Linked DNA regions of Mus musculus: all the other regions are linked to region 4. The links are chromatin loops, found by intact Hi-C in ENCODE. Cell type or tissue: heart. All regions are shown on one strand. Region 1 overlaps Top2b (topoisomerase (DNA) II beta). Region 2 has its middle 19 kb from the start of Gm31804. Region 3 has its middle 27 kb from the start of Gm31804. Region 4 holds the start of Lrrc3b (leucine rich repeat containing 3B). Region 5 overlaps Lrrc3b (leucine rich repeat containing 3B). Region 6 has its middle 130 kb from the start of Gm31804. Region 7 has its middle 110 kb from the start of Gm31804.

Region 1 (4,000 bases), 940 kb before region 4:
TCAGTTTCTTAATATAAACATAATATCATGTCATAAATTAAATCTTTAAAATGTCACTATATATGTTGCAAAATAAAAATCTATGCCTTTTGAGTAATCTAAACAAACATACCAAAATAGGACTTGTAACAGAAAAACCTTAGGGAATTCAAATATTAACTGTAATTTCTTAAGGTCATGAATTTATTTATATATATATATATAGGCACTTAATAATGTTTAAAATACTAATTTTACTGAATTTTGCTATAGTCATATTTTCTTTCATTTATATACTTATCTATTAATAGTGCTAATTCACTTAAAAATAGCTTTGTACAAAAGAAAATAATTCCATAAGGTTTCCATACTCTATTTCTGTCAAGAGTTTGATGATAAACTAAATGGCCAAAAAGATGAACTATTACAATGGTTTTTTTGTTTGTTTGTTTGTTTGGTTTTTGTTTTTTTTGGGGGGGGGTTGTTTTTTTGGTTTTTTTTTTTTTTTTTTTTTTGGTTTTTGAGACATGGTTTCTCTGTATAGCCCTGGCTGTCCTGGAACTCACTTTGTATACCAGGCTGACCTTGAACTCAGAAATCTGCCTGCCTCTGCCTCTGCCTCCCCAGTGTTAGAATTAAAGGCGTGCACTACCACGCCCGGCTTACGATGTTTATAGCAATAAACTATTTGTAAAATGCATACTGTGATGGGATTGTCAATCTAATGAAATGTAGAATAACCTAGAAGACAAAATTTGTGGATGTATCTGTGAGGATGTTTCAAGAACAGTTTAACAAAAATGGAAAAAAGCTACCCTGACTGTGAGCAGCTTATGTAAAGTAAATACACTAGGAGAAAACAAGGACATCACCAGCACTATGCTTCCTGAATGCACATGTAATATGATCAATCAGCTTGCAGTATGGCCTGGTCCCACAGTTAGAGCCACTCTCACACCTGTCTTCCCCTCTGAACTGCCCAGAGTTACCCCCATTTTGTCCTGGATTTAACTAACATCTCCCAACTGGGAACATTTTCATGTAGCTGCAGCTACCATTTTGGTGGTCCATTGTTTACAAGGTAATTATTGTCTGTTGTAATCAAATGAACTGGACCCTCCACTCTAATCTCTGTCCTCTTCAAGCTTTGTTCTCAGGTATTTTATCACAGCAAAGAGAGAAGTAATAACCTATACAGGTCCTCAGAATAGTTAGCACAAAGATCATAATCACTAAAATCATTCTCTAATTACTTTAAAATGTGAGACATATTAATTCAAAGGAAGGTAATTTTCTATCAATAACTTAGAAAGGCGTCTCAATGCATGTGACTATTGGCATAAAGGTTGCAAACCTATAACAAGCACATAGGGAAAAAAAACTTTCTCATCAAGTTTATAACTCTAAAACATACATCAAAATGAAAATATTTTCAATATTAAGTCAACCTGAAGTCAGTGTCTACATAATTTAGATTTTGAAATTTGCCTTAGGAGTTTTTGCTAAACTGCACTGATAACTGGAGATGGACAGCATCTCAAAACATTTTCAACAAGTTAACCACATTCCTGCACCTTCTTAACAAATGGTTGCCACCACCACCACCCTACCTTCTATCTACTCCCAAATGGATATAAGAGAAAAAGAGGTGAGAATCTAACCTATCAAGTTCAAAGAATTAAACCTTAAAAATCAGAACACATAGTTTAATGTCAACAAGACTGAAGTTTAGGAAACCCCAAACCCCCTTCCCTACTGAAACACAGACTAAACTGTAATAAATGAATCACTCGTCCTTGTAAGAAATCCAGAGACTGCTTAAGAGGTCCTGTCTCTTGAGTGAAAAATACAAAACCACATCCACGCCCAGGAGCCCTCTCTGCAAGGCAGGACGGGAGGAAATGCAACTTCTTTCCCAGAGTTTTCCCTTCAAAGGGAAAGTAGAAGTGCTACCACAGGGACTGTTTGCTGTCTTTCTTGAATCTAGCACTGGCAACAGTAGCTGAACTGAGAACAAAGGAAATCAAAATGATTTAGTCCAGCACCCAGAGTCTGTAGTTCTAAGGATAGACATTAGGTGGAGCTCTAGTACCATGGCTTATTACAGTGTGTGTGAGAGGACACAGTAGGGCAGAGGAGTTGCCCAGACTGTTCCCTAAATAAAGATACAGACAATGCTCTTCCATGAACAAGCCCAGAGACGCTACACCCCTAGAAATGGCTTGCAAAGTCTCGTGACTCTCTGAATGGACTAACTAGCTGCAGAAACCACCCAGACTAGAACCAGACTGTTAAGAAGAGCTAACCCTGAGAGAAAGCAACACAAATAAATAAAAGGGGAAGCACACACACACACACACACACACACACACACACACACACACACAAAACCTTCCAAGGGATAGACTTAAATCTCCATGGGCTGTGGGTGCTCCCATCTGTAATCCTAGAACTTGAGAAATTAAGGCAGAAGGACTGCTATAAATAAAGTTTAGACTAGGCTTAGAGAAGATGTTGAGGGGAGGGGAGAAGAGTGGAGGGAAAGGAGGGGAGGGGACAGGAGAAGACAGGAGAGAAAGAGAAAAGGAAAAAATAATGGTAACAAGAAGATAAAGGAAAGGGAGAGATGGAGGTAAGAAGCAGCTCAGGGAACTGTCCAGATACACAACAAAACCAGAAAATCAGCAAAATAGTAAACAAAATGAGATAAACAGAAAATAAATGAAAAGACTCAAACATTGTTACTAAAACTGAAGAATAACTTAAAATATATGAAGACTCAACTTGGCCAATCACAAGAAAAAATAGTAACTATGAAGAAAGAAATGACAATGACAAAGGAACCACCAAAGAAAGAATTAAGAAAAATTAAAAGAACTTGACTCACAGGCTATCATCAGTCAAACAGAATGTTACACAATGTCTAAAGGAGAAGATAAAAATAGGAAGAACTTTCCAAATATGAGGAGAGAAATTGACAAATTTAAGAAGTTCACAGTCAAGCAAGCACAAACCTAAGGAACCTGTACTAAGATACATAATCAAACTGCCAACGCCATGGATAAGCCATAGGCCCATCCAGGGGGCAATGAGTTCAATTCCCAATCTCATAAAAAAAAAAGTCACGAGGGAGAGAATCCTGACAGCAATACAAGAAAACAATTCTCATATACTAAGGAGTTCTATTAGTTTCCCATCAGTTACTGCACAGATACAGACTAAAACGTTTTTTGTAAACTATTTAAGAATCAAAGAAGAAATCATAAAATAACTTAGGAAATATATGGGGATAAATAAAAGCAAAAAAAAAAAAAAAAGACGTCAAAACTTACAGGATCAAGACAAAGTGGTACCACATTTAAATTTTTAAAATGAAGATGCTGAACCAATAGCATACATTAAGAAACTATGCATAGAACTAAATCTAAAATTAATAGACAGGAGTCTATTAAGATTCAAGTCCCTCAGCCTTACTGTTGCCTCCCTTACAGAAGTTCCTTTGGCATGAGAATAAATTGGAAAAGAGAATGCTTACTAAAAAAAAAAAAAAAAAAGAGTCATCAAATAATATACACTATATACAATTAATACACTGCCTAAAATTCCAGAGGAGAAAGATCAACCAAAGGCCAAGTAACTAGTCATGTAGAGTGTACACATGATGGCTGTAGGAGCAGAAATGAGGAATGCCAGTGACTGAAGTGTTCATACAAGTAGTTAGACTGTATGCTACCTATCATACTTTATCTAGGACTTCATTACCATCTAATCACCAAGACCACTTCTGAGAGACTTGCCTCATTTGTAACCAAAATGGTCCCTGTTCGTTCTACCTGGACCTGAGGCAACTTAAACTAGGTTTGTCCTCAGTTGCAGCCAAGTGTAACATATGTACAATAAATCATGTCATTTTGACATCTCAGAGGAAAGATTTTTTTTAGATGCTTAAAGTCAATGAAAGCAAGAGTTGTGGTTTTTTGTTTTTTAAAATCAACAAAATACACAAATGTTTTTTATGGTT
Region 2 (4,000 bases), 360 kb before region 4:
CCCTGGCTGTCCTGGAACTCACTTTGTAGACCAGGCTGGCCTTGAACTCAGAAATCCGCCTGCCTCTGCCTCCTGGGTGCTGGGATCAAAGGTGTGCGTCACCACACCCAGCTACTAAAAGCAACTTACAGAAAACAGTGTTTATTTTACTTTAAGTTTTTCAATAGAGACTCTATAATGATAGGAAAGGCATACAGTAAATGGCTGGAGTAAGACGCTCAGAGATCACATTTTTAACCTCAAACACAAATTACAGAGAGCAGTCTGTGAGAAAGATGGACTATGAACTATTGAAGCCCACTCTAGTGATGTATTTCCTCTAGCAAGGTTGTACCACTTCCCTAAACAGTGCTGTCAACTGGTGACATTAAAAGTGAACTTATGGAGACACATCTCACTCAAACTGCCACAATCCCTAAAAGTTACTTTAATGAGAAGCTGACCCATTGTCTTCTCTAATACAGAAAGTCCAGTAGGACTTGAGTTGTCCCTTTAGTCTTATAGGATATATTCACATTAGGGGGAGGAGTCTGAGATGTTTAAAAAAAAAGTTTTGCATTACTGCCTTATCTAAGTCACTGAAAAGAAGTCTTCAAGGGAAATCACATGTTGAGGTGCAAAAACGGGAAGAGAGTTCTGTAGACCAGAAAAACAGAAACTCCTACATTTCAATCAACCAAATTTGTGTAAATGGCCCCATTTTCAGCTTTTCTCAGCAAACGGTACAGCCTAGCAGTTTCAGTCAGTGCTCTGATTACACTGTCACTCTCTCCCAGGGAGCCCAGAAGGAGCACAACGTTCTTGCTGCTTTTTGTTATGAAGGGCCTTGAGAAAGAAACTGTGACACATCTTATAAGGAAGGATGATGGTCTTGTATTGGTTGAAGAGAAATCTACATTGGTCTTCACAGTTCAAACCAAGAGTAAGAAACGGTAACAGGAAAGGTTAGACACAGTGCTTTCATTTCTAAGTAGCTGCAGAAGTGGGAGTTGATGTCAAAGAAGCAAAACTGATGTGGAGAGAAAGGTTGACAAGAGGAGTTTTCCACTGGGACTCACAAGTCGCAAGCAGCAGAAAAGATGGGCTGTAGAATGAGTGTGTGCTGAGGGATATACCACAGTTACTCTGTCCACAGAGAATTGTCCACTGTGGCAGCTACTTCTCCAGCATGTTCAAGCGGAGGTTGAGATATATCTGGGTAGGTTTTACAATGTTGCAAAACATGGGACCCAAGGTGTTAGGTTTCTTTGTCTCCTTTTTGTGGATATTAATTTGAAGCTAGAGAAACTAGCTTTAAAATGACTCCTTTTCCCCCCACCCCCATAAGCTCCTTGACATGAGCATTCACCAATAAGAAGCAAGTGGTATCTCTAATAATTTACACCAATAAGGTGATAGGAGAAATTATGAACAACAAGGACTGGGGTCTGGAAGGAAGAGTAAAATTTCACTTTTAAAGATGAGAATACTGACACAAATCATAGAGTTACTTATAAAGCAAAGGACAGTGCTCCAGGAGTATGTGCAGAGAACTGGAGTAAGGAACACTACATATGAGTAACAAGATAGAGCAGTTGTTTTGCCTATCACATAAATAAAGTGTGCTGAAAAAGTGACATGACCCTGAAGAGCATCCATCATTCCAGCAAATGTCACTTCAATATGTCCCACTCAAGAAATCAGAGCAGGGACATTAGCCAATGATTCCTGGCTTTATGAAATATCTCTCTCTTGCTTTTTCTTTTTCTCTAATATTTATGCTAGTTTTCAGGTATATGGCAGAAAATTAACCACTTGTGTATCTCTTTCTGTCTCTGTGTGTGTGTGAGGGGGGGGAGTATCTTTTGAATTTTTCTTTATCTTACTGTTTGAGATAGGGTCTATAATTGTCTCAGAGCTTACTATTTAGACCGGCTAGTCCAATAGCCTTAGAAACTCTACTGTTGTTGGGCCTTATCCTGGCTCTAGAGCTTAACCTTAACCTTAACCTGGCTGGAGCTTGGTTTGATTTTTTTCGACATGTCCTCGTCATTTCTGCTGGAGTGACATGACTTGGTCGAACCCTTGCCTGCCCGGCAACTGATGACATGGGCCCCACCAGATCACCCCATACCCCTTGTTATTTATTCTTTAAAATCAAGAGACTGATGTAATAAAGCGAGTTCCTGCTTTGACAAAACTCCTGGCTCGGTTTTCTTGAGTCGCTGACACCCACCATCCTGCTCAGTCCCAGAGAGACCCAACAGGTGCAGGCTTCTCTCCCTGCAGCTGCCTGCCTGCACAGAGCCTACATCCTGTTTCCACTTCTCCTGGACTAGGATTTGGGGCATGTACTTTTTATATAGGATTCTGGGCACGAAAGTTGGCTCCTCAGGTTTTTGCTGCTCATTCTTTTCTCAGTGAGCCAGTTCAGAAAACCAGAAAGTGCACTGTTTCTTAATCATACAGCTCATAGCTTCAAAATTCCTTCCTGTTAACACTGAGTTGGCTCCACTCAGAGCAGACTTTGGCAAAAACCACAGGACACCGCTAATCCAGACATGCCAGAGGTGTGTTTATAATCAGGTGATTCTACATAAATTGACACAATGAAAAAATAAATTAATTAGTGGAATCATCAGGGCACTTGAGGGTACTAGACATCATGGGAGGTATTTACTGGAAATGTTACTTGGCATTGACATTTTGTCCAATTATTATGAATTGTTTCCCCCCACAGCCAGCTCTTCTATTTTAAACTTATCTCTCAGTCTACTTAAATAATAAAATATAAGACTTTAGAAATCTGAATATAATGATGACACCCTCACAATTAACAGAATCTGAAAGGCATGTAGGATTATTGCTTGCTTTTAACTCTATGAATATGGTGTCCTGTGGCTGGTGATGTCACCATTTTTCTGGTCTACACTGAGAGTCTTAGAAGGAAATGATTGAGGGATTATAAATTGTTTAGAAGAGGTAATGCTGTGAAGATAAGTCTGTAAGTTTACAAGGGGCAGCAGAGGGGCAAGATTGTCATGACAGTTAAGCTCTGGCCTATCTGGTATTATTTTAGAGGAAACATTGAAAGAATAATCCTCATAGCATTTCCCTATGAGTTAGGAATCCTTGATCTGCTTTGTCCTTTGTATTATAATTTTTAACAATGTTTCTCATGCTTCTTTTCAGATAGATGTTGATATTTGTGTGTGTGTGTGTGTGTGTGTGTGTGTGTGTGTGTGTGTGTGTGCAACATGCATGCACTCTCTATGGAGCACCAGACCTGGAACTTGGGATATTAGATACTATAAGCCATCTACTGTTGGTGCTAGAAACCAAATCCTAGTCCTCTGCAAGAGCTGGAAGTGCTCTTAACCACTGAGCTATCTCCCCAGCCCCAAACAGAATTCTTTATCTAATCTTTTTATAAAGTATTTTCTGTATGTGAGGTTGTTGAGGCCAGCCAGCAGCTCACGTGTCCGGGTTCGAGCCTGGAAGGCATCTTGGAATCTGGAAGAAAAGAGGGAGCCTAGGCGGGTCGAGAAACAATGGAACCAAGACTTGCTAGTCTGTTCAAAGTTCAAATTCTAATGTTGGGGAGCATGCCTTATAAAGGGGCGGGGGGGGGGGAGTCCATTCCCACCACTTCATCCTTGGAGCCTGGAACCAGCTGCAAGTGATGACGGGCAGAATAGGGCATGGTTTCCAGAATAGCTCCGGGGGGCCTCTCAGCAGGTAGCAGTATCTTGAAGAGGAACAGAGGCAGTGGCAGAACAATAGGGTGATCCAGGGAGGCAGGTTCCACCCCAGGTGATCTTAGTGGCAGCAAGGTCAGGTTCTGGCTTAGCCTGTTTCAGGCTGTGAGGGGAGGTTACATGAGATGTAAAGTATTTTTGTAACATATTTTATTGGTATTTGAATTCCATATCTTGCAATTATTTTACCCACACTGTATCTGGAAAGGCAGTCTGGGACTGCTTACATCTGAAGACTAATAAAAGATACCAAGTGTTCTGAT
Region 3 (4,000 bases), 360 kb before region 4:
ACTGCAACTTGAAGACATCATGTTCCTTGGTATAGCTTCTCTGTAAAAATCTTAGCTTTCCTCCTGGAAGCAAGATAGAGGCTACAGCTCATAAAACAATGTCTGTGGATATCAAGGGGAATGGGAGCAGTCTTTGTCCTTTAGAGTCTCTCTCTTTTATTCAGAGAAAAAAATCCAAGAATGCTTCAACAAAATTCTCAGTATATTTACTGAGTATAAGTCTTAACCTCATGTGCAAATCAGCCACTATGACGTATGTTCCTTCCAGGATGGGGAAATGGATTTCCTCATTCTTGCCAGGTCGTGCTCAGCATTTACTCACAGGAGGGAGTAGTTTAAGGGAGGCAAACATCATCTTCTTCCAGTAGCCATAGAATATTAAATAAGAGCTTTTCACGGCCTCTTTATTTAAAACTTTCTCAAACCTAATATGTAGTATATTCATAATTGTATTCTGAAAACAATAAGTCACAGGGAAATGATCTAACTCATCTAGGATCACACAGCTAGCAAGCAATGATGTGGAGAATTGTTACCTCAGATATTCTTTATTAAAGATCTGACATACACAAAGAGACTGTGAGAAGATGGCAATATTTGCCTGCCAGTGTTTGCATTTTTGGTGGGAAATTGCTGATGAACAAGTTAATGATGGCCCCATCGATGCCCAGACATGCACAGAAGCTCACAGCAAGCTCTTCAACAGTACAGCCCGGACAACACTGTTGCAGTATGAGTGGACCCAGAGAGATGAGTAGGCTGTCAAGAAAGCTTCATCCTGACCAGAAATGTCCCAGAAGCTCAGGGAAACACGCAGCAGAGTGGAAAGTGCACAGCCAGGTCAAGGACCACTGTGAAATTGTGGTACTTGCTATGGGAGAGAATGTCCCTGTTTGTGAAGCTTGCCAGTGTTAATTGGACATTGTATCCCCAGAAATTATAGCAGAAATAGGCTGCAGTGACCCTAATCCAATTTATAAGTTTGCTTCGGTACTTCTGGTGAGATTCTTGTATGCACAGGGCATTAAAGGTAATCTTTCTTATGCCCACAGAAAGTCAAAGACAAGGAAAATTTCACCCCGAGACACTTGCTTCTAATCAAACCCTAAATGGTAGAATGTAGGATAGCTGTCCTTGAAAATAGGTTTTGATTTTTTTCAGTGCATTCAAAAGAAATCTTTTAGCAGAATGGCTATAGAATAGTGAAGATAGGAATTAATTTAGGTAAACAAAAATGCCATTTTTAACTCAGACCATTTTAAGAGTTTTAAATTATCCTGCAGCAGGGCTTAAAATGACCATTGTATTTCTTGTATGTGAAACAATACTTATTATTTGGTAAAACACTACAGGTTCCCACAAGAAACAATGGATTTCCCCTCTCACCTCAAGACTCTGCAGAGTGTTCCATGTGATAACCCTTCCTAGTTAATGACTTCTAAACATTTGCCATATCACAGCGTCTCCTTGCCAGCTCTTCCTACCATTTTCTTTCCCTCACACTGCCAGTAGATGGTCTAAAAATACAAACTACACTGACTGGAAGCTCAGATGTGAACACTGTAAGCACAAATACTGGAGATGCTAATCTGCATATTTAAGAGAATGGGGCTGGCTGGGACTTTATATTGTAATAAATATAATTGGATGCAGTTATAGACGTATTGACAGTCCATATATTGTTCTTTTGCAAGGGTTTAACAACTTTTTTTTAAAAAGTAGCAGATTTGGAGCTGGCTATAAGAACCACTCCTGTCTCTTCCAGTGCCATCTGCACAGCAATGCTCACAAGCCTGGGCCAGAAGCCATTGCTAGGCTGGACCACTGGATTCCTCTCTGTCATGGCCACAGGTAAATGGGTGTGCTTGAAACAAACACCAATGGAAAAATGTATGTAGCCTAAACTCTCTATGTCCTAAGTTCACATATCAACTGTCTATAGAATATATGTTTCTTTCTTACAACATTCCCGATGTTCAACATGGTGATATCAGAATCATTAACCATGTTTGGATTCTCATTTGATTGTTCTCCTGTATAGAGTCCGACATCTACCTGTGTACTGAAGCCAAAGCACCACGTTCTTTACCTGATACTAACAGAAAGTCTGAAGCTGCAGTTTGGCCTCTCCTTCCTAAGGATGTTTGGACAGCTTCAGTTACCTCTGAGTACAAGCATGGTGAGCTCACAGTTCTAGTCTCTGCAGTCGCCAATCTGCTCCATAGATTTCCTTGTCTCCCTGGACTCAGGCTCAGTGACTGTTCACAGTGAAGTAGTGTCAGCCCCGCCTTCTACCAACATACGGGGCTCTACATCAATTGGTAGTTGCTCTCAAAGTAAGAGCTGAGGTCACCTGGTCCCTTGTCCTTGTCTAAGCTCCCAGGTCCCAACAATTTCCCCTTGTCTTCCTTGTTCAGATACAAAGGTCTTTTGTGCCTTTCACAGTCAGCTGCCTGCAGGCAATCAAGGCCCAGGGCCCTTCCTCTTATCAAGCTTTCAACCATTTAGTTCTGATCTGAGTGAGACTCATTAGGTTACTTAGCTTGGTATTCTTGCTTCGGTTTCCTAACAAGCCAGGCACTGTCTCTCAGACCTCTCAGACCTCTCAGACCTGATCACAGAGACTTTTTTTTTTTTTTTTTTAGATAGGTGATGCAAGAGTAGGAAGAACGTTGAGTGGAAAAAGCATAAAACTTGCTTTGTTTCACTTAATTTGGGTGTTTCTATATAAAAATATAAAAACCTCTGAGAAACAGCTACACTAGTGACATCTCAGTGTGGGAGAAACCTTCAGAGAAAGTCCCTCAGGTGTCTGATTCTGTTTCTTTCTTAAAAATAATCAAGATTGTGGGAGCACCTCAGGTTTCACTAGTAGAAACAAAATATCTTCCTTCCTTCCTTCCTTCCTTCCTTCCTTCCTTCCTTCCTTCCTTCCTTCCTCCTTCCCTCCCTCCCTCCCTCCCTCCCTCCCTCCCTCCCTCCCTCCCCTTCCTTCCTGTCTTTTTCTTTCTCTCTTTCTTTCTTCCTTCCTTCCTTCCTTCCTTCCTTCCTTCCTTCCTTCCTTCCGCCTTTCTTTCTTTCTTTCTTTCTTTCTTTCTTTCTTTCTTTCTTTCTTTCTTTCTTTCTTTCTTTCTTTCTTCCTGTGTCTTCTGTTTTAAATTGTCATTCAAAATAACACCATTCCTTAATGGTATTTCCTGTGTACACAGTTCAGTTTGACTGTTTCTTGCCCCATCCCACTCCCTGTTTCTGCCCCACCCACCAGTGCTGTACTATTCTGTCCCCATTACTCACTTTCACCCTTTCTATTCTCATATTACATTATTATTATTATTATTATTATTATTATTATTATTATTATTATGTTCCCCCTATCCCTCCTGTGAAGCCACTTAATCTCCCCTTTTATGGGTGTTTTTTTTTTTTTTTTTTGGTTTTGTTTTTTGTTTTTTGTAGTTTCCTGGCCTCAGATGTTAGGATAAGAGAGAAGATATAGTACTTTTCTTTCTGTGTCTGGGTCCATGAAGTTCCCTGCAAGTTTCTTGATTTTCTTGCTTTCTATAGTTGAAGAAGATCACATTGTGTGTAGCATTTGTGTATTACATTTTCTTTATCTGTTGTTCTATTGATTCTGTGGGGGCAGGGAGAGCAGCATCAACATAGATGGACAAGTGTCTCTGAACCTAGAGTTCTTTAGGTCTACACCCAGGAGTGGTGTTGCTAAGGCATAATGCAGTCCTATTTTTCGAATTTTTAAGGGAGTGTCTACATCTAGTTTAGCTAGATAATTTATGCTTCCAATAATTGAATAAGGGGTCATCTTTTCCCATATTCCAATCAGCATTTGTTATTACTTATTTTCTTGGTGGTAGCCATTCTGAATGGGGTAAGATGAAAATTGAAGTACTTTTAATTTGCATTTCCTTCATTATTAAGGATGTTCAACAGTTTTAAGAAAATATTTATTGTCCAGTAGTTTTCCTTCTTTTAGAACTGTTTA
Region 4 (4,000 bases):
TCTTCATATCTTAATTTTAAAACATTCTATAGATAACAGGGCTTCAGGCACCAATCTGAATTTGAGAAATGCAGCCCCACTTGAGAGGAAGGCATCGAACTATTGTAGAGATGTTTCAATTGAGAATGCAGGGCATAACTGAAGGAATTTCTTCTATATGCAAAGGATTCTATGACATACTGAATGTGAAACAATTCACTCCATTTCTAAAGGAAGTTAAACAGAAAACATCAGTAAATGCCATTTACCTCTGAAGCAGAAAGGCCCTGAAGGTTAGCATGAAGGTCAGAGATGCTAAGTTCTCTCTCTGGTTCACTAATTAGATTATAAGTAGGGCTTCCAAGAAGCTATCTTTCTCCGGTTTCATTCTTTTAATTGGACATCAGCAGAAGCAGAGGAAACAACCAATCAGCTTCTCATATTAAAGAACATCCTTTGCTGAGCCGGACTTGATTTCTGGTTGCTACAAAACAAATCTAAGTTTATAACAGAGGTGACAAACTCTAGGGCCTGTCATTTATCCTTTTTATAGCATGGGTGATACCAACATTCAGCAAGTCAAGTTGACAACTTGACGAACCAACCAAACCAGAAAGCTACTGTATAGTTTATCTGAGCCATAGTCAGACATTTGTCTTAAGTTGAACCAAATTTATGCCTTATGGACATTACTAAGAGGTGAGTGCTCCACAAGTGCTATTTCATTTAAAACACAGCATCAACCAAAGATTCAAATGTAGGATAGCATAATCAACAGTTGGAAAGACTTGGATGCAAGCCAGCTCTGTGAGATTATGTCGGGTTTCATCTTGAGCTCTGGAACTCTTTAGATAAACTTACACCGATTACCCACGGCGGAGGTCATCTATAACAGTTCAATATGTGATATTTTATTGTATATTCCTATGAAATGTTTCACTATTCATCTTGTACTCTCTTCCAACCTTCCATTGCTTATACAACCTTCCATTGCTTATACAGCAGTCTAGTGAGCATCTCTTCAGATAAATTTTGTGGATGTTCTCAGTTATTTCCTGACTTGTGAGAAGTAGAATCACTGGCACAGTATTACAGACAAATTTTATACTTTCAATGGGAATGCCAAGTTTTCCTTTGAGTAATTAGACCAAATTACATACCTGCTATTCATATATATTTATTTCTAGGTCCTGATTTCTCAGTTTAAAAGTGTTGAAAAGTGATGACAATTCAAATCCAGACTAATAAAATCATATTGTGAAATGTTAGAAATACAAGTCATAGAATATAAAGGTGTATAATGTGGAGCTGCTAGACAAATCACAGCTGCTGGGGGGACTCAGTGGTTTACAGTTTTGCAATGTGGCCAGACCCAGCATACTTCTAAACCTGCATAAAACAGCATCGTTGCAAATGGGGAAATGCTGCAAGCTTTAATATGCTTGATAGAGGTCACCAAATGATAAAGACTTTCTGGTGAGTCCCCATCTGGAATGGGTTTGTTCTAGCTGCTAGCTGCAGTGTGCCTGACTCTTGCCCTGTGCACCCAGTAAGTCATTTTTAGTTAATTAAAAATGTTTGCTTTTCCTCCCCGTTGACAGCAATGGACCTAGGCTAAACAGTTCCCTCTGGTCTCAGTAGTCAGGAAATGGAAGAAAGAATGGGGCCATAGCAACATGTCCTGGAACTGGGCAAGAGGAAGCAAGAGAGGAGGAGGAGGCTAACTAATGTTCCTAGCTCAGCTCTGCTTCTCCAGCAAAGGCTGAATGAAACTCCTCCCCTCCTTATTCAGGATCTCCAGCTAGGAGGCAGAAGAGCAGTGCCAGTTAGGTGATAGCCAGCTCCACCAGTCACGTTCACTCGCTCTAGCTCGTCCCTGAAGCCTCGCCCCTCCTCCATTCCCAGTCCAGGTTTGGAGGCGAGTCCCCTCTAGTGACTGAGCCGCCTGCACGTTGGCGAGTAGCTTTCTGCCTCCCTCGCATCTTTGTCTCCTCCTCCAGTGAGGTTCCGGCGCCCCGCACAGGGTCTGCAGCGGCCGCCGCAGCAGTAAAAGCCAAGTCGTGCCCCACACGGCAGCCCAGGGCCGCACCCTCACTCGGTGGCAGCGCGCAAAGACGCCAGCCGCGCCACGCACCGCCTGCGTCCTGCGCCCCGGCCACAGCGCATTCACGCCGCCGCGGCGGTCGCTCCGGAGCGGAGCCCGGCCGGCGGGCCGGGTCAGGGAGGGTAGTCCAGTTTGCAGTCGGCTGGAGCTAGCAGCACGCACACCCCTAGGCTTATGCATCAAACGCCTCCTCCCTGCGCCACGAGGATGGAGCAGCCATCCCAACCCAGGACTGGCGCAAGGTAAGGTGCAGCCGCCTGTTGCTTTATGCAGAGCGCGGGCTCAGCTCCCAGTCAGGGTGCTTAGGCCATCTCTCTGGGAAGCAGAGAATGGTCACCGCAGTTCTGAGCCGTGTGGAGCCAAACCTCCAGGTCTTTTTGACACAGATCTTTGGAGAGACCCTGCCTGGAGAAGGGAAGTCGACCCTTTTCGCTCTTGTGCAACCAGGTGCCTTGCAGCAGTCTGCAAACTTTTGTGACCCTCCCTTCCTGGTTCTCACCTGGTGCGGTATCTGTTCAGTTCTCGCGTGCGCCCTTCCCCCAGCTACCCTAGCCTTAAGGCATCTGCCCATTTCTCTCACTGTGTTCTTGCAGTTCGACTTTTTGCTTCCTACAGCTCCGGATTCAGAGGCAAGGGCTTAGGATCTAGTAGTGCTTCTCTTGCCTGTCGCAGATGGGAAGGGGTAGGGCTAACCAGGGGAGGTGGAACTTAATGCCACTGTTAATGTCTTCAAGAGCGGTGAGGGTCAGATCGCTCGATCCTGCCACCCCCAAATCGATAATAAAAATCCTCGGAGTGGCTTTCGGTTATGGTTATGTGCTACGGGAAATACAAGTGCTGATCTGGATGGGTGAAGTAAGTGATTTGGGGAGGAAAAATCCCTCTTGAGGTTGCCGGAGGCAGCAGAGGATGAGATCTGCCAATGGGTGAGGGGGGACGGAAAGGCTCTGCTAATGTAGGCGATGGGGCACCTCAGCGTGGCCACTGAAGAGGATTTGGAAAAGAGATTGAAGTCTGTTTGGGGGTGGGGGCGCTGGCCCAGGTGAGGGGCCAGGGAGAGGGGCTAGGTACCTGAGAAGTCCGGAGGTGGGAAGCAGCCCTGGGATTCCTGCCCCGGGGTATTTCAGAAGGCTGGCTGCTTCTGCCTAGGTTAGAAAGAGCTCCCTCGCCAGGAACAAACAAACCTCTCGGCTCTGTTCTGATTGCGTTGGCATCTTGGGCGGTGACTGAATGTTCAGATAATGGACCGAGGACGCTGTCCCTGGCTCTAAGAGGATCACAGCCCCTCTCCTCTCCGGCACCCGCTTGCTCCTACACCCCTTCATCTCCACCACCGGGTTGTAAATCTACGCCCACCTTCTCTGACAGCACTAGGGCGTTAAGGATGTGTATATTCTGGAATGGGAAGGGGACTTTTGGCCTGATCCCCAGGGGTATATGTGTGAGAAACTAAGGCGAGTCCCCAGGTGTCAGCAGATAGGCTGGGGTCCCAACAATCCAGAGAAGAATCCAGGGCAGAGGCTGATCTGGGAGACAGCTTCCCCTTGAGGCTTCAAGGTTTGCACCTAGGCTGAGGAGAGAAGGGAGTGGGGGGAGCCCTTAGCTGGGTTAGGAAAGATCTTTAGCTTAAAGCTGGAGGATGTGTGGAGAAACAGAAGGGGGTGTGCACAGCTCCTCCAGTGAGGGAAGACCTAGCTTCTCGGCCTGGTATCTGGAATCAGAGGTGGGTCTATATTAACTTACCAACTCCCCAGATATATCGTCCTGGTCGTTTCTGATGGTTTGGCAGATGCAGAGATCCACCTTTGCACCCAAGCCATCTGGTCTTCAAGACCACTTTTGGGAAGAGGCCTAGTGTGCATATTGTAAAGAAAGGGTTCTCTCTCTCTCTCTCTCTCTCTCTCTCTCTCTCTCTCT
Region 5 (4,000 bases), 83 kb after region 4:
TGAGGCAGAATCAGGAGGATGCCCGGAGACACCTTGAATACTTGAAATCCCTGCCAAGCAGGCAAAAGAAGGCAGATGAGCCTGATGACATTAGCACTGTGGTATAGTAGCCATGCTGGCTGGCACTGGGAAGGGAGCTTCTGTTTGTAGGAAAATAAGTGATTCATTTCCCCCTTCATTGTACACATTTAAAACTTTGTATTTTAGTTTCTTTGGAATCATGCCACTGTTGAACTTTACACAAACAACACTAATAATTTTAGTTTAGGTGATCTCCCCCCCCCCCATTAATTGTGACCTCTGGTTCCTGAGTAACAAACTCTCTGAACATTAGTTAGACCCATCTCACTATTTAATAATGAAATTTATTTTTTTAATTTAAAACTGAATAAAAGCTTAACTTTGAACCATGGAAAACAGTGTGCCTTATTGGTTAAGACACAATATAGTCAGTGCACTTGCACCGAAGTAAAACAGACAGCCCTGTGACGGTAAGACTATCTCATTAAAAGATGATGTGTCATTCGGCCTCATTGCAGTCTGGGGAGCCAGAGCTAAATTGTTGATCAGTTAAGAATCTGCCAGATTTAGCTAGCCAAGATGTTTATACAGATGTATTTCTCGAGGACTTGAGTGTATTAGAATGTCTGCTGGCAAGCATCTACTTTTCTAAACGGGTAGGTCAGACATGCTTCTACTCTGTGATGGATGAAATGGGAAAGTAAACAATGCCATGAATCTTATCCTCCTGCTGGCCTTTTGGTGGGCAGGAGTGTGTGGTGAATCCAGGAAGAGTTAGGCTTGGGAAGGAGGCAAGCACGCCCTCAGCGGACGCTCTGTGTGGGTATCCGGATACTGCTACTGTCCATACCTCTCACCACCAGAGGAAAAAGTGAACACTGGCCGTGCATATAAAACAGAGGTCCAGCCACCAGCCAGGTGTTAGAGCTTGAGTTTGAACTAGGTCTTTTCTGTTTTGTTTTGTTTGGTTTGGTTTGGTTTTTTTCAAGTCAGGGTTTCTCTGTGTAGCCCTGGCTATCCTGGAACTCACTCTGTAGACCAGGCTGGCCTCAAACTCAGAAATTCGCCTGCCTCTGCCTCCCAAGTGCTGGGATTAAAGGCGTGCACCACCATGCCCGGTGTACCAGGTCTTTTCTAAATAGAGGTATTTCATTGATAATCCTTTCAAGTTGGTTTACAAATGCAGAGTTTACATGATTAAAATGACCAACATGAAATTGAATGAATTTTGTTACTATATGCTCCTGCATATCTGCCACACAAAGGAGATAGTCTGACTCAACTATGGGCAGAGATCCTGGAAGCACATTTGACTTCTGTAATGGGGAGTGATGGCCTTGTTTGTTTGTTTGCTTGCTTGCTTGCTTGCTTGCTTGCTTGCTTGCTTGCTTGTTTTAGGATGAATGTGTCAGGTAAGCATGGAGGGTCAAAGCCATGGGAGCATAGGGACAAAGATGTGGAAGTGAAGGTAGAGAGTAAGATACAAGTCCCAACCCTATGGTGACTTCACACTGAAGAATGTCATAATCTGTTATCCCATGCCACTGATGGAACACTTACTATGCATTAGTAGTTTTCTAAGTTATCTTAGTTAATGCTTCGGAAGCTCTATGAGATACTTCTATATAATAGGCCCAGAACCCCAGCAATTTTGGAAAGCATAGCATATGCACAAATATTAAGTTTTGAGAGATTTGAAAATTGTATACGTCTGCACATGACATACACTCTGACATTCATGTCCTGCCATTCTGCCACAGACTCAACTATACAAGGTAGCTGGTTCCTCTGGCACATTGGTTTACAGAAAATTACATGACAATTCCATTTAAAACCAGAGGGGAACTTCTGTGTATAAGGCCCCTCGAGGAAAGAAGCTAGAGTGCCCCAAGTGAGGCACAGGGCCCTATCTAACCTACAAGATACTGTCTTCAGGATGTTAAAACTCAGTTTCATCCCCCTTGAAGGCCGGGAGTGCTGACTGTAACCATAGTCTGTTGAAAGGCCTGCTGAAAAAATCAATAAGACACTCAGAGCAGTGGTCACTGTGTGCTCACACCGTCTTTAGCCATCCCAAGAAGTCTAGCCAAAACACAAAGATAACTCTCAGATGTGAGACTTGGGATGTGGGCCTAGAACTGCTGTATCCAGGGAGACTAAAGTCAGATGGCCTGCATTGCCTTTGGTTTGGAGACAGTTAGACCCATACTGAGGAGACAGCGCCGCCTGGAGGACAATGCTAAAATGCAGTGTAAGTACTAACTGGAAAGAGGCAATAAAGGTTTAGCTCTAACAGTTTTGAAAATTTAACAAAAGTATTGTGTTTATCTGCATGTATGAGTCACATTCATTTTGGAAAATCTTCCAGAGGTGGATAAGATAATCCATTCCAGGTCATTCCTTCCAAAATCATCTTCATGCTCTTAGTAATGAAATGTTATTTTCCTCGTGGCCAATCCATTAGTCCAATAAATTGTCTTATAAAGGAAAGGTCTCTGAGGACTTGGTGAGAAGAGTCACATACTATACTTGAAGTAATGAAAAAGAGTTAAATAACCACACATTTGGTTTGCAATTCCTCATGTAGAATTGAGAGATACCACAGGTTATCAGGAACTTCCCTCCTTGATTTCTCTATGTAGATTGTCAGGTTATAGTGTCGTCGGTACTCCAAAAAGAAAAACACTAATTTACGTGTCCATGAATTGAATAGAGGATTATTAGGTAATAAAAATCAAATAAAACAACTAAAGTAATAGATTACCATGTCAATTTGTGACAGAACAGAAGGGAAATGACCTCATTGCTAGAGCTTACGAATGTCCACCCACTAGGCCAACAGTGTATAGAGGTGATGAGTGAAAGAGTTGCTACCTGAGAACCTGAAGTCTTGACCCTATATCTGTGTCTCATTTCCCACTGCCCTGCAGGAGTTCCTATTCACAGTGAACTACAGGAAGACTTTTTAAATCCACTTCCATATTATTGTCCTAGGCAGAGAGCATCTGAAGTTCTAATACATTAAATAGTAATATTTAAAGTACCTTTTTCCAGTCTGTGATTTCTCTCAACCTCCACCTTTTAAATTAAAAAAAAAATGCCCCTGGAATTTTAATCTAATCTTTGACAATGTGCTTATCTCTCAAGCAAAGCAAATCATAAAACATGCCAACTCAACTAGAACACATTTAAAAGTGATAAAAACTTACATAATGGAAGACAGACCTTCCAGTACTACTTGGACAAATTGTAATCACTCTGTATAGTCTGCAGGGTGAGCAGTGTTCTTTTTCATGTCTGTCTCTGATTCCTCACAGTAATTCTTGCTCTGATATCACCAAGCATACAGCAGTCTAAGTGCCCTGCATTTTTCTTATTGATGTATCTTTTAGACAGTCGGTCTCTCGGCTTACTGGCAGAGGGATGAAATGGAAGACTCTGCTTATCACTGTTCAGCTTCTGAAGGCAGACTTCCTACAGTGTTGCGGTTGAGAGTCCTGGGAAGAGTCTTATCTGCCGAGCTCACAGATACAGAAATTGAAAGCCTTGAAGCTTTGGGGATTCACATCTGTCTTTAAGTTTCCTGTAGGTCGATCTTCAAACTCTTTCCTCCCCAAGGTCCTCCTGCTCATGTTGTTTTGATGAACAACAATAAAAATAAACAATAAAAAGCAAACTAATACAGGGGCAAGCTCAACTCCCACAGGTCTGTTATGAAACAGAACCCAAGAAAGGAAGATCTGTATGCTGCAGTTTGAATTGATCCAGAATGCATTCAAAGACCCATCCAGGATCTACAATATTTTTCTTTTAGCTCAAGAACATTATGTTTTAGTCTTTCAAATCTACTAAATGGACAGAGAGTTCCATTTTTTCAGAGTAGTGACAGTGAAGAGAGAACTCTAATATATTTTGATAATGTATTGATGGAACTTCTTCAGCATCAAAGAAACCAGGAGTTTCTTGCTTTCCCAGCCTC
Region 6 (4,000 bases), 200 kb before region 4:
TTTAAAACATCTAAGGCAATATAACTTTCAGAGGGCTATCAAAGGAAAACTTCACAGTGCAAATTAAATCATTAGCACTGCATGAGATGAGTTCAATAGAGTCATAATATACTGGAAGCCAATGGACAGCTGTAGAGGCATGTTTTCAATGGAGTCAAGCTTTCTCTCTGCTGAGTAGTGTTTAGCTGATTACAGTTAAGACCCTCCCCTCTTACTGGAACTTGTATTACATGGATCAACTTCCTTACTGAGTGCACTTCATCGAATCACCTCTAGGGCCTTGAGAAAAGCCCTTCTGGTGTTTGAAACCTGCATGGGGCAGAGAAGATTTGTATATCAGAAGGGAGAAACAGAATTAATTTATAAATCCTATAAGTAAATGGTCTAAGTAAAAGGAAGGAGCTAGAGACAAGAACAAAATGTAACTACTAGGAAGTATAGTCAAGCTGTGATGTATGGCCTTTGATGTTAAATGAAGCTGAATTCAGCTCAACTTCACAGGTTGGCTGGGAAACAACAAAGTATTTCATATATTATTAGAATTAAATTTTTTCTTTGCTGAAGGCTTGGTGGATAAATATTGGTTATTTATGAAGCAGGGCTTTGTATTACAGTATATGTTGGATGAAATGATAGTTTTATATCTATCAAAACCCAGCAAGTCAAGAATGATGATAACTCATGCAGCATTCCAGAAGCAGAGGCTGGAAGATCTTGAATTCAAGGTCAGTTTCAGAAACATAGTGAGATTCTGTGTCACAGAATAAAGGGCTAGAGATCAAGCGCAGTAGTACAGTATTTGTCTTGCATGTGCAAAGCTCCAGGAATAACCCCATATGTTTTAATGAACTTTTCTAAGTATGATAAAGTAATTAAATCAGTGGTGATGATCTAAAGTCCCCTCAATAAGTCAGAAGAAGTTAGATAATGCTGAAAAATAAATAAAACCAAAACGTCCATCCTTTTATATAGCAAATGTCTATCTTTGTCCTGCAAAGTCTTAAGGAGATCTTGATTTTCAGGCAACCTGTTCATGTTAATCTTTACATGGTTATGGTTTTCACTCACATATCCATTGCAATGGGAAAGATATGCAAAGAATTATGTGCAACCAATTGTATAAGTCTATTCTTGGAATGACAGAAGAGGCACGAGAGCTTACCCAGGGAAAGAAAAAGCACTAGGAATACTGGCAAGGAATATCTGCTTTATTTGTATTGCTTCTGGTAAGGACTTAGGCAAAATAAACCAGCAAGATATAAATTACTTTTGATGACTGCTGTCTTGAGTGGAGGAACCAATAGAAATAAATAGAAAAGGAAAGTGCTAGGACTGAGCTGTGCTTATTGAGAAAACTTGTTTACCATGTAAGTTACAGCCAAAGAATGAGCTCATTGAGAGACAGTTCTCCTTTCCTAGCATTTTTAGCATGAGAGAGAAGCAAGCAACCTGGGGTGTGTGGAGAGCTGAGGTCCAGGAGCAGGGTATTGGGAGGAATATTTCTAACCCTATTCATCTCTTCTTCCATTGATCCCAAACCTACTAGGTTGGCTTTGTGATGCACATGACTGATACGAAGAAAGCTGCATTCAGTTCACTTCACATGTTGGCTGGGAAACATTAAAGTATTAGGATTAGGTCATGAATTCAGCCTTGGTCTCTGTCCTATTTAGACTAGAGGAGCTATCATACAAATCTTTTACCTTTCGGTGAAAACTGTATAGCATGGAGACATGTTTTCCCTTGTCCTGTTATTAATGGTGTACAAAGATGAACTTAGAAGTGTGTGTTCCCTGAATGAGATGACAGAGGACCCTAGAGGGTAGCATTTTGGAACCCTAATTACTGAAACTGAGGGACCAGTACAGGGGGGCTGTGTGGAGAAGGAAGACTGAGTTGCTGACTTTGGTGAAAGGCATAGACTTTGAATCAGGAAAGATTCTGTATAGGGCCTGGGTGTTGATAGCTAGGTAGGATTTTTGACCCAGAGGCCCAAACACCATGCTGGGCTACGTATCACAGTTTACTCAAGCTCAGAATATTTAATTTGCTCTGTCCTCTCAGAACTAATAAAGTTAAGTACCAAGGAGGTTTTTTACTTAGTACTCAATAGTAGGAGCTTCAGTTAGAAGCTTAGGCCCCACCCAAAATAATCGTACAAGTTTCTGGGGGGATGCACTCTTGTTTCAGACAGTTTTTTATACACTCTATCCTCTTTTTCTTCAGCAATATGCTGCTTAGATGCTATGGGATATTTTTCTGTAACTCATTTTCAGTATCTAAGCAAGCTCTGAAAGAAAAAGGGCAGTGTTTCTGAGGATCCTAAGTGGCTTCTTCTTTAGGAGACAAGGGTGAGGATCAGGGAGATGGCTCAGGTCAGTCATTGGCAACACAGGGAGGATGGCTTGGAAGTCAGGCTGCCTCTTAGGAAGGACTTAGGCTTCCTTTAATTTGTGAAGGAAAGAAAGATGTATAAGAAGATATTATCTGTGGCCCAATGAAGAAAAAGAAAACCAGATTTAAGGGTTAGTTTAGAGAGATGCCCTTGAGGACAGCATGGATGTTAAGAATTACTTCCAAATGCATAGCTTATGTCACTGGACAAGTGAAAATTGGCTATACACTGTTGGTGGGGGAAAGTGTGAACAGTTGCAGTGGTCACATTGTTGGTAGGAAGAAGTGGGATAGGTGAAGGTAGTCACATTGTTGGTGAGATGTGTGGACAGGTTAAGCTAGTCATACTGTTGGTGAGGAGACCTGTGGACAGGTGAAGGTAGTCACACTGTTGGTTGGGAGAGGTGGGGATAGATGAGATAGCATAGGATTTGTTCACAGGAGATGTGTGGGCCAGTGAAGTGCATTTAGATAGGAGCAAAGCTCACGGTTATGTCATAAGAAGATGCATGTTCTCATAAAATAAAAGAATTTTGGAACACTTTCATTGTGTGTGTGTGTGTGTGTGTGTGTGCGCGCGCGCGTGTGCGCGCGCGAGCATATTTTTTTCCAATTTAGAACACAAGAAGACAAACAGCACTGAAACATTCTGGATGAAGCAGAGGTGACTGTGCTTCACAAGCTGGCATATCAGCAGTTTAGATAAGAGGAAAGAGTGCAGCAGGGTGAGACTTTGCACAGACTTGGTAATGCTACCTCACTGAATTCCCCATGGACACTGACCCCTCACAGCTGGTTTGCTGTGGCTTGAAGTTTCCTTCCAAATCCAGTTGTGTCTCTAGCTGGTGTTGCTGCTATGCAGCCCCAAGACTCACATCCATGTTCTAGGAAATTTATAACTCATTGGTATAAACATAAAATGCCAATTAAATATGTGGCTTTGGGATAAAATATTAAAGCTGACACACAGACATGATAGAATAGAATTAAAAATTCTAAGAACTCCACTTTTGTGTTATAAAAATGTGAGATTTGGGTGGCTTTGGGAGACACTCAGGCATACTGGAAGACTGTAGAATTTCACTGACTGCCAGAACACTTCATTAAGAAGTGTGAACATCCATTCACAAGCTGTAGGTACAGGAGGATACTGTCCAAGACAAACATGTTGATGGGAACTTCAGTAAACAGAAAGCTGTAGCAGGATGTACCCTCAATTAATTTAAACATGAGTAAAACAAGAAGCCTGTGTTTGGACAGGAAAAAGGGAGCAGAGCTAAGAGTTTCAGAGACAGAGACAGGGGACAGGTAGAAGAAGGAAGGAAGATGGAGGAAGAGAAAGATGATCCAGATTCCGCATGGCTTTAAATAGCCACAGGTAGCAATGAATATCATAAAAGGATAGAATAATTGGGGTAACTTGTCTAATCTAGGTGGACAGCTTGTATCATTATCAATTGGCTCTGAAATTATTGTGTGGGCATCTTTTAAATTGAGAATTTATTGATATATAAATCTGACTGATTAATTATAAGCTTCTAGAGTTTTGATTTACTAGGTTCAGGGGATTTGTGACAACTAGCCACAGGAGATAGATGGCTGAAAA
Region 7 (4,000 bases), 440 kb before region 4:
AAGCCATAGTGCCCAGAGCAACAACAGTATTGTAGTGCTGGAGCACCAACACAAACATCAAGGCAGACATGCTGGACAAGCTTAAAGCCCAAACAGAAATCTTAGTCACTCCCAGTCTAATACACAAAGCAGCCAGGCAGCCTTCTCCTATGAGCACTAGTCTCACAAAGTTTCTGCAAAGACTACATTGGAAGATGATGTTAGAAGACAGCAGATGCAAAAACAACGATTGTTTTCAGATGATAAAGACTGACCTAGAAACAATATAGCAGTGTCTACTGACACAGCCATGTGTTGCATAGGCCTAGTTGGTAAATGGCAGCAAAATCTGACTGGCATGCCCCATTTTAGGGAGTCAAAGAGATATGAAACTGGCTTTGGGTCATTACTGGTAGGAGGTAGAGCTAGGATTGTGAGCACACAGACCTGAAACCTTCAGTGTGCTGTGTGCAGACCATAGATGGAGGCAAGGCTCTCTTTAATACACTGAAGAGGGCCTGCAAACTTGTGCAGTGAAGAACCAACAGAAAATGACAGTAATAAATGCAGATGCCTCCCATGCAGAGCAACCTCCCTCTGTGTCACTTGAAGTCATCCTTAGGTTTGCAAATGAATGACTATTTTGTCATTCAGAGATGTATGTCCTTACTGTTACTAGAGGACCCAAGAGCCTACTCCTAAGAGCCACCAGAATCTTGAGGTCAGTGACCCAGATGCAGATCATGCTCTGTCCCTGCAGATTGGTGTTGCCTCAAACAGAAGTCATTGTTTTTAAGGTACTGTGGAAAACAACCTGAAATTTATGAACACTGACAGACTCACTTCATTTTTGTATAATTCATGCATTTGGTGCACCAAATCACCAGAGGCAGAAGTTTCCAAACAGAGCTAGGACTGATGAAATTAGACAGTCTACATAGAATGGGTCGGGAGTATGGCCTGGGAAGGGACACCTCAGCTTATACACATTACTGGGTATGAATACATTTTCTTGGGCACAGACTGCTCATTAGCTATGTAAGACTGAAATGACCCTCCATTGCCAGGGTAACATGGTACTGTTCTCCCTCTCCTGTTCCTAGCCTGGTTCTGGTGGTCATCATATCTCAGTCTGTGACCCTTAGATCATTGGCTGTGGGCAGCAGAAAATAAGAAGTGCCTGTTTTTGAGCTGGGAGGGCTGTTCTAAATCCAAATTTACCAGAGGGGATCTTCAGAAAGGGCAGAAGGAAAGTCAAGGTATTCAAATAGAGGCAGGCAGGGCGAAGATTAGTGTTGCTATTTGAATGCATAAACCTCTTCATGTTTAATAAGTACTCATATATCTGGCAAAACAGAATTTAAATAAAACAGCTGTAAGCAGAATCCTCTGTGAGCTGCTGGTATCCTGGAGGCAGCACTGGAATCTAGCTTTGCTTTCCCCCTGGGTGCCTGCCTTCTCCAGGCACAGTCTGCTGATTTGCACTGTTATAGCCAGTTTCTTTGACCACCCAATCAATAGTATCATCTTGAGGTTTTAGATACCCTTCTGTACCCCAACATTAATCTAAGTTTTATGGGTAGGATTAGCCTATTCTTGTTTCCATATTTCATTAGACCCACTCTCTCAGTGTTTCACTGCTGGGTGGCCCCTGAGTTCTGCTGTGTTGGGAGTGGACATGTGCTCCAAGGTGGTACAAAGGAACTCCACAGTGGGAATCCATTTCCTTTAGAATTTTGAGAGATGTTTTGTCCTGTCTGGTTGGCTGAGTCAATGGGAGGGTAGACTTGTAGTGGTGAATGCTTTGCCACCACTAGGAGGAGCCATCATGCAGCAGAGCAGAGTCCAACTGAAGAGAAACTGAGTTCTGATGACAGCACTATCTCACTCTAGGTGAAGGAGCTTGAAACTCACATCTCGAAACTTCTTACATGCTGTCCATTTATGTGCTGGACAATCTTTCACTTTCCATATCACTTTGATTTAGGCCAAAGTTTGACTAGTGAAATCCTGGTGGGTGTGTTCTTCCTCTTTTCTGGATATTGTGCCTAAGTTTTCACACTATCTGGGATTCTTCTGTCGGAATTTGTTGATATTGAGGGTGTCCCTGTATCTTCTTTTCTGTTTCTTCAGACCAGCATTCAACTAAGGATAGTTTCTGTATGCCAGGAGGCATCTGGAGAGGTGAGGTGACTTTTTAGTTGTTATAACTGGGAATCTGTGAGCATCAGCCAGGGCTGCTGTAGCCACCCTCCACCATGCAGCACAGCTGGCAATGACAAAGAGCCACTCAGAAAGATTCAGTGGTGACACTCCTGAGCAAATGCCCAGGATTTTAAAATCATCTTGCTTCCTAGGCACGAATAGTTTTTAGTATTCATTAATTTATCATGAGGACTGTCCTGAACATTGCAAGCATGCCTAGAGAGCAGCAGAGACAAGTTCTTGTTGCCAGGAAACACAGAGGTGCATTTCACTCTAGAGATCTGGGTAGGTACTCTGTACCTCACTTAATCCCCCTGGAATTCACATGCACCCAGAGCCTCTGAACACTTGGGAGTTCAGGATGCACCATCTTAAACTTTGTCCATTGACGTGGTCCAAGGCTGGTGACACAGGTCATCTCAGGTAGAGGCCTCAGCACACTGATGCTCCTTTTGTCATGACAGGGACTCTGGACTGTACCTTTTCTTCTTTGTGTTCCTGGAGCTCCTTCTCTGGAGAAACTGCCAACTGTAATTGTCTTTTTGGCTCCCAGAGGTAATGAATAGCAGGTGCTGGTATGCGTGGAGGGGTACTTTTTACCAGGACAGGGTATGTGGATTTGAATACCAGGTCTGGAGTATTTGTGATACACACATTCTGAAGACTGTTTTCTAACGTCTGTTTGGGTCCCTCTCGAGGTTTTCATTTGGCACTGTGCTAGGAGTAGACCAGAAGGCAGAAATTGCTGTCCACATTGTTTCTGCATTAGTGAGACAGGTGCAGGTTAGGCTGCTCTAGAATATGGTGTGGCTGCTATTTGGAAAACCTACATGTATGCTTTTGGCCTGCAACTGCTAACTCTGACAAGCATCCTTATGGGGCTACCATGGCTAAAGAGAGAAGCCCAACCCTCACAAGGGCTTACACAGAAATGTGTAGTCCTTACTGGTTCTAACTATGATAACCCTAAAGTTTACTATGACAAAGACTCAATCCAGCTTCGAAGATTTTTTTTTAAATAATAATGTAAAGCAAAGACTCCCTGGGGTCAGTCAGGCTGCTAAAAAGGAGCAGCTGTGGAAGTTGAAGCGACCAAGGTGTGGAGGCTGCAGTCTAATAAAGGCATGAGAGTGTTGTGGTAAATATTAACTGAGGTTTCCACCCCACCTTAGATCACTTAGTCCCCAAATAATGACACAAACCATTTATATTTATAATAATTTGCCTTAAAGCATTCGCCTTAAAGCACCAGACTTGGGCAGATATCAATCCTCTATGCTATTTTGTCTACTTCCCTGTCAATAACCCTGAGATAAAACTTGCCATGTTCTGCCTGGGCCACTGCTACTCCAACAGGCTAGCCACATGGTCATGTGATCTACCTACCCCATGGTGTCTTCTTCTTTACTATTCTTCTCTTCCATATGGTATCTGCCTGTGACCCCAAGTCCAGAAACCAAAGCCTTGCATACCTAGGCCACAAAACTGCTCACGACGATAGATCGTCACGATGACGATCTATCATCAGCTACAAGTTGTAGGTATCTTTATTCAACCAGTAGTTTTAAAGAAAGGAACAAGGCTTGCACAACAAAAGTTGACATACATGAGAATTTGTATTTTGAAGCAACTAGACCTGGGGGAACAGAATTTAGCATTATAATACATAGCAACAGAACCAAAACTCAACAGGAGAGAGAGCTAATGTCTTCTGAGCAGTGGGTTCATAATTGAAGGGCAGCATCCCTGAATTTCTTGATCTATCATCGTGAGCAGATCTGTGGCCTGGAAAAGCAGAAGGAGTTTAGGTCACGAT

What was found. Peaks named below come from ENCODE experiments on the same cell type or tissue, not always from the same donor. Only the 100,000 strongest peaks of a DNase experiment are listed, where the experiment ranks them.
Region 1: a loop joins it to region 4, with 4 times the contacts of the local background. A loop is called at or near these places in 2 of 42 quality-filtered maps.
Region 2: a loop joins it to region 4, with 1.9 times the contacts of the local background. A loop is called at or near these places in 2 of 42 quality-filtered maps.
Region 3: a loop joins it to region 4, with 3 times the contacts of the local background. A loop is called at or near these places in 2 of 42 quality-filtered maps.
Region 5: it touches region 4 in a loop (4-fold over the local background); 6 of 42 quality-filtered maps call a loop at or near these places.
Region 6: it touches region 4 in a loop (2.7-fold over the local background); 2 of 42 quality-filtered maps call a loop at or near these places.
Region 7: a loop joins it to region 4, with 4 times the contacts of the local background. A loop is called at or near these places in 7 of 42 quality-filtered maps.

Annotation. Positions count from the first base shown.
Region 1 is chr14:16,378,448-16,382,447 of GRCm38, reverse strand. The region is part of intron 1 of Top2b (topoisomerase (DNA) II beta); the gene reads right to left. Among named protein-coding and RNA genes, the nearest start is that of Top2b, 15 kb to the right of the region's middle. In heart, a CTCF peak has its summit at 2,053; no DNase peak of the experiment used is centred here.
Region 2 is chr14:15,792,510-15,796,509 of GRCm38, reverse strand. No RefSeq gene overlaps it. Among named protein-coding and RNA genes, the nearest start is that of Gm31804, 19 kb to the right of the region's middle. In heart, no CTCF peak of the experiment used is centred here; no DNase peak of the experiment used is centred here.
Region 3 is chr14:15,800,217-15,804,216 of GRCm38, reverse strand. No RefSeq gene overlaps it. Among named protein-coding and RNA genes, the nearest start is that of Gm31804, 27 kb to the right of the region's middle. In heart, no CTCF peak of the experiment used is centred here; no DNase peak of the experiment used is centred here.
Region 4 is chr14:15,436,898-15,440,897 of GRCm38, reverse strand. It overlaps Lrrc3b (leucine rich repeat containing 3B), which reads left to right and starts at 1,911. Exons shown (of 2, transcript NM_146052.4): 1 at 1,911-2,325. It overlaps B230110C06Rik (RIKEN cDNA B230110C06 gene), which reads right to left and starts at 3,275. Exons shown (of 3, transcript NR_152122.1): 1 at 3,155-3,275. In heart, CTCF peaks have their summits at 1,844 and 3,245; DNase peaks (open chromatin) are centred at 1,857 and 3,277; H3K4me3 peaks cover 2,438 bases; H3K27ac peaks cover 1,663 bases; H3K27me3 peaks cover 240 bases.
Region 5 is chr14:15,353,932-15,357,931 of GRCm38, reverse strand. Lrrc3b (leucine rich repeat containing 3B) reads left to right here. Exons shown (of 2, transcript NM_146052.4): 2 at 1-417. The coding sequence ends at 107. Among named protein-coding and RNA genes, the nearest start is that of Gm31577, 34 kb to the right of the region's middle. In heart, a CTCF peak has its summit at 2,250 (motif pointing left); a DNase peak (open chromatin) is centred at 2,201.
Region 6 is chr14:15,640,584-15,644,583 of GRCm38, reverse strand. No RefSeq gene overlaps it. Among named protein-coding and RNA genes, the nearest start is that of Gm31804, 130 kb to the left of the region's middle. In heart, no CTCF peak of the experiment used is centred here; no DNase peak of the experiment used is centred here.
Region 7 is chr14:15,879,251-15,883,250 of GRCm38, reverse strand. No RefSeq gene overlaps it. Among named protein-coding and RNA genes, the nearest start is that of Gm31804, 110 kb to the right of the region's middle. In heart, a CTCF peak has its summit at 1,798 (motif pointing right); no DNase peak of the experiment used is centred here.